2 separate regions of the Homo sapiens genome follow, and region 2 is linked to region 1. A link is an interaction called in ENCODE POLR2A ChIA-PET data of the cell type or tissue named here. Cell type or tissue: OCI-LY7. All regions are shown on one strand. Links, peaks and the distances in the headings refer to the core of each region. The heading gives the core; the rest is flanking DNA. Region 1 has its middle 3.5 kb from the start of LINC00426. Region 2 has its middle 12 kb from the start of HMGB1.

The links. ChIA-PET counts read pairs that join two places held together with the same protein. Peaks named below come from ENCODE experiments on the same cell type or tissue, not always from the same donor. Only the 100,000 strongest peaks of a DNase experiment are listed, where the experiment ranks them.
Region 2: POLR2A ChIA-PET joins it to region 1 with 7 read pairs; 15 of 35 experiments call an interaction of 5 or more read pairs at or near these places.

The regions. Positions count from the first base shown.
Region 1 is chr13:30,375,969-30,378,888 of GRCh38, forward strand. No RefSeq gene overlaps it. Among named protein-coding and RNA genes, the nearest start is that of LINC00426, 3.5 kb to the left of the region's middle. RefSeq lists enhancers at 935-1,054, 1,185-1,244. In OCI-LY7, for the core only: no CTCF peak of the experiment used is centred there; DNase peaks (open chromatin) are centred at 233, 633, 1,043 and 1,293; H3K4me3 peaks cover 1,464 bases; H3K27ac peaks cover 2,451 bases.
Region 2 is chr13:30,452,588-30,455,507 of GRCh38, forward strand. No RefSeq gene overlaps it. Among named protein-coding and RNA genes, the nearest start is that of HMGB1, 12 kb to the right of the region's middle. In OCI-LY7, for the core only: a CTCF peak has its summit at 1,427 (motif pointing right); a DNase peak (open chromatin) is centred at 1,424; H3K27ac peaks cover 1,335 bases.

The DNA.
Region 1 (2,920 bases), core at 146-2,645:
CCATGCCTGGCTAATTTTTGTATTTGTAGTAGAGACGGGGTTTCACTGTGTTAGCCAGGATGGTCTCAATCTCCTGACCTCATGATCCACCCTTCTCGGCCTCCCAAAGTGCTGGGATTGCAGGCGTGAGCCACCGCGCCCAGCCCTGAAGTGCACTTTCTGCTAAATGCCTGTCACTGTCATACCATCCTAAAGTTTAAGCTGGAACTCTCTATGCTTGCACCTGTTGCCTGAAGGGTGTATTAGAAATAATAGTTTCCTCCAACCCCTCCCCACCTCATTTGTGGAAGAATCTCATGTCTCCCTCCTAGAAATGGATTCAGCCTGAGATTCTCAAGACCAAGGTGGCATCCCAGGGTTCCAGGCTCTGGAGACAAGGATGTGGAGGGAAGGGGGTTAGGGGGAGGTCACTCTGGGAAAACACATGTAACCTAGATCCCCAGTGAGCTAAGTGAGACTGACTCCTAGATGGAAATAGCCCCAGCGGACTTGTCACTGCAAGAATTCTGGTCTCCCTGGATACCTAGCATGCTCAAGAGCCCACTTGAAACACTGAAACACTTCAGCATACTGTATGTGCTCAGGGGAGTGGCTGAGACTAGCAGGTTGAGGAAGGAAAAGGAAGAGGGCCTTCTATGTGCCAAGTCCTAGAGCTCAGGCACCATACCAGGAGCCAACATGAAAAATAGTCTGCAGCAGACATTGCTCTCACCTCACACAAAACCACTCCAACCTCCTAGCAAGATTTCCTGTGCACCAAAGCCTGAAACACCAAAGACCTCTTCCTCCAAAGTCCCTTGCACTAGGGTTTCCCCAGAGTAATCTTCCAGGTCGATTATAATAATAATAGCAGCTTACCCAGGTAGATGCTCTAGTGCATGGTATAGCCTGAGCATTTTAAGTGGCCACCACAGTGCCCCTCTGGAAGCACAGAGGTGGAGGTGCTTCGGACCTTCTCCAGCAGGGATGACAGTGGCACTATGTCTAGTCAATCTCTAACCTCAGGGGCAGTCAGCAGCATCAGCACAGCTTCCTGGTTCAGCAGCTTTCCGGCCTGCAGCACAGGCAATGTGGTTTTTGAGTTCACAGTGGAAGCAGCAGATACAGCAGCTACCTGACTAAGCCAGTTTTGCAGTGTGGTTCTGAGACTGTACCTGGACCTAGACCCACTCTGTAGCCTCCCTCTCCAGCCCTTGACATCATTCTATAGCCCAGTGGTTCTCCAAGGGTGGGCTCTGGACCAGCAGCACCTGGGAACTTGTTAGAAATGCAAATTCTTGGGCCCCACCCCAGACCTGCTGAATCAGAAACTCTGGGGGCGGGACCTGGTAGGCTTGACTTTAGCAAGCCTTCTAGGTGATTCTGCTATGCCCTTAAGTTTAGGGACCTCTGCTGAAAGTCATCCACCTCTAATAAATCCATTTCTACTATAACTAGAGTGGATCCTGCTGTCTGCAGATTCATCCTGACTGAATCACAGTCGCTGTCCTCATGTTGTCCATAAGGAAGACAATAAATAATGACAAAGCAGCATGTCATTCTGGGGGAAGAAAAGAACAGGGTCACCTTACCCAGCCAAGAATGGTGACCTCCCAACTATTTTTATAATCTAGCCTTCGCAACAATTTTGAACATGCACCCTCAATAGTTATATTTATTTCTAAATTTTATATATACTCTATTAAACATTTAAAAATTATAAATAGAAACCTAAAAGATGAGATTTTTTTAAATGAATATAAATTAACGTTCTAATACTTTCTTCCTGAATCTCTAAGGATTGATTTGGCACTTTAGCAATCACTGCTCTAGAATGTCAGGATAACCTTTTGGCAAAAGTAACAGCAGAATCAAAGGAATTAAAAGGAGGGTGCAGGATATTTTTGTAGAACTTAGGCAAGGAAGCATCACGAGGTGACAATGACAATAATAATGATAATGACAATGATGATAATGATGATAATTTCTTATTTTTGAGCAACTAACATGATCACTTAGCCTTAAAAGCAACCATGTGAGGTAGGACTATTATTCCTACTTTTCAGATTGGGAAACTGAGGGCCAATAGTCTCCTATCTGGTAAGTGGCAGAGCAGGGTTTTGAAACCAAAATCTGGGTTTTTCCATTGCCGGTTTTGGGCTTGGACTACTGCATGGTTGGAAGAGCCATCTGCTGAGACAGAGAATTCAGAAAGAAGAGCGGGTTTGGAGAGAAGATGGTAGGTTTTGTTTTGATGTTTGAGGTGCCCCCGACGTATTCTGGTGAAGCTATCAAATACACAACTTAACATATGAAGCTGCAGAACCCAAGCCTGGCTGCAGAAAAGGGTTGGATATCTTTAACTTCTTAGCCCAAGTTGAAAATACTTATTTTGTTGTGAGCACCATGATGAAAAGGAGCAAGGGCCAGGTGCAGTGACTCATGCCTGTAATCTCAGAGCTTTGGGAGGATGAGGCAGGAGGATTGTCTGAGCCCAGGAGTTTGAGGCTGCAGTAGCTATGATTGTGCCACTACATTCTGCTACTTTGAACTTTTCTTCCAAAAAATTAGGATGAATGCAGAAATTACAAAGGACCCAGATAAATTTAGTAAGCCTGGGCAACAGAGCAAGTCCCTGTCTCAAAATAAATAAATAATTCTAAAATCTTTTAAAAAGAAAAAAGAAAGGAGCAAGTGGAGAGGGAAAGTAGAAGAGACAATGGGGGTGGGGGTGGGGTGGGACACTGGATAATGAATGGAGCGAGCTTCTCCATCAGCTACGTGGGGACAAAATTGTGAGCACTGCTGGGATTGTTAGCTTTGGCCAGGAGGAGGGACAGAAATCACACAGCCCTGGGCTTGAATGCCAGCTCCATCTCCTTCTAGCTACAAAACCATGGAAAAGATAATGAAGTAATGAACCTTGTTGCCTCTGTTTCCT
Region 2 (2,920 bases), core at 202-2,701, 77 kb after region 1:
TGAAAACTTTCCAAAGGTAGCTTGGTAAAATTCACCAAATTTGGCTCATCTTTTGATTCAGTGATTTCCCTTTGAGGAATATATTTATATCCTAAGAAAATAATTATGGGCAAAGGTGTGAGCATAAAGAAAGGATAGTCATGTTAACCTTATATGTAACAGTAAAAAATCATAAACTAAATGTCTAATAATATGGAATTGATTGAATAATTTATGGTATTTTACATTCAGGCACTTAAAATAATGCCCAGCAGAATAAGAATATATGATGACATAGACTTTTTTAATATTTATATTTATTTATTTATTTATTTTGAGATGGAGTTTTACTCTTGTTGCCCAGACTAGAGTGCAATGGTGCGACCTCGGCTCACAGCAACCTCCGACTCCTGGGTTCAAGCAATTCTCCTGCCTCAGGCTCCCAAGTAGCTGGGATTACAAGCACCCACCACCATGCCCAGTTTATTTTTGTATTTTAGTAGAGACGGGGTTTCACCATGTTGGCCAGGCTGGTCTCGAACTCCTGACCTCAGGTGATCCACCCGCTTCAGCCTCCCAAAGTGCTGGGATTACAGGTGTGAGCCACCGCATCCGGCCGACTTTTTAAATTTTTTTAAAGACAGGATCTCACTCTGTTGCCCACGCTGAAGTGTAGTGGCACCATCTCAGTTCACTGCAACCTCCGCCTCCCAGGTTCAAGCGATTCTTGTGCTTCAGTCACCTGAGTAGCTGGCACTATAGGCGCATGCCACCATACCTGGCTAATTTTTGTATTTATAGTAAAGACAAGCTTTCACCATGTTGGCCAGGCTGGTCTCAAACTCCTGGCCTGAAGTGATGCGCCTGCCTTGGCCTCCCAAAGTACTGGGATTATAGGTGTGTGCCACTGTGCCCAGCTGACATAGACTTTTGTTCAAGATAGACTGTGAAGTAGAAAAAGCAGCTTACAAATGCAGTATTTTTAAATTATTAACATTTTTTAAAACATATATATGTATGTATATCTATATGCACACAACACTACAAAAAGACAACTCAATTTAAATATGGGTGAAGAACTTGAATTAGTTCTCCAAAGCATACAAATGGCCAATAAACACATGAAAAGACACTCAGTATCATCAGTCATTAGGGAGACACAAATCAAATCACAATGCGATTCCACTTCACACCTACTAGGATGGCTATAATTTTAAAAAATAGAAAATAGGAAGTGCTGGCAAGGTTGTAGAGAAATTGAAACCCTCATACATCATTGGTGGGAATGTGAAGTGGTGCAGCTGCTGTGGAGAACAGTTTGGCAGTTCCTTAAAAAGCTAGTCATAAAATTACCATATGACCCGACAATTCCACTCCTAGATATATACCCAAAGTATTGAAAACAAGAACTCAAACAAATACATGTACACGCACATTCATAGCAGCATTATTCACAATAGCCACAAGGTGGAAACAGCCTAAGACCTTATCACTGGATGAATGAATAAGGAATTATGGTATATACACACAATAGAATATTATTCAGCCTTAAAAACGAATGAATGGGCTGGGAGCGATGGCTCAGGCTTGTAATCCCAGCACTTTGGAAGGCCGAGGCAGGCGGATCACGAGGTCAGGAGATCGAGACCACAGTGAAACCCCGTCTCTACTAAAAATACAAGAAATTAGCTGGGCGCAGTGGCGGGCACCTGTAGTCCCAGCTACTCGGGAGACTGAGGCAGGAGAATGGCGTGAACCCGGATGGCGGAACTTGCAGTGAGCCGAGATCGCGCCACTGCACTCCAGCCTGGGTGACAGAGCGAGACTCCGTCTCAAAAAAAAAAAAAAAAAAAAGGTTAATTTTATGTTATATGAGTCTCACCTCAATTTTTAAAATCTATCTATATCTATATATCTATATATATTACATGTTATATATAGAAACTGGAAGGGCACATAATATGGTAATAGTCTTGCTGACTGGTAGAATTACAGGTTTTTGTTTTCTTATTTATTTTGTTTCAATAATGTAAGTTTCATTCATAATAAGGGCAACCGATTTTTCAAAAGTTATTGTCGTGTGTAGCATATTGCATCTTGCTTCTACTTCCAGAAGATCAGGCTACAGTCCTAAGCAGCATCTATTATATTAGTGATTACCAGCCCTTTAGAATCAGATAGCCTATAACTTTCTACATGACTGGGAGTATTTTTGTTTGGTTTGGTTTGGTTCAGTTCAGAAATGTTCTGTCCAAGTAAATCAAAGGAGAAAGCCAGAGAAGAACCTCAGTGATGGCAGAATGTACTGGCTATCCTAGCATAGCAAAAATTGTAGCCAAAGCAGAAGAACCCAGGCCTGGAAGTGAGGGGCAATGAGGAAGTTTTCCAGCCTTTTTGTTGCTGTCCTTAAGGGAAGGGGAAAGAGCTCACATCTTTTTTGCACCTACTGTGAGCCTGGTGCTGCTAGAGTGTTTTGATACTGCCATTTGTCCTTGAGCAAGCCTCTGAATCCCTATGGGCCTCTGTCCACTACTCTGTAAAAATGCACAGATTAGACTACGGTAGCCCTTAGACCCCCTTCGCCTGTAATGTGCTAGGACCTTACACTAGTGCTATGCCTTATTCTGTCCCTCCCTGAAAACAGGCTCTCTGGTCAGCCTCTCTGCTTCTGAGCCTAAGTGTGCCTAGCCCCATTCCCTGTGCCCAAGCCCCAGCCAGGCTGATTCCAGGTGGCAGAGCAAGGCCTGGGGAAATGGGGCTTGGGGTGTAGGGGTGGGGGAGCTGCAATATCTTTGCTTTGAGTAGCCTCCAAGTTCTTACTCTTCATCTCTTCCAGGGATTACAGTGGCACCTGAGGCTGTGGCAACTGAGCATCTTGTTTTTCTTTATCTTTAGGAGCACTCTCTCACACTCAACAGATCCTTATTTTATTTTAGGGTTT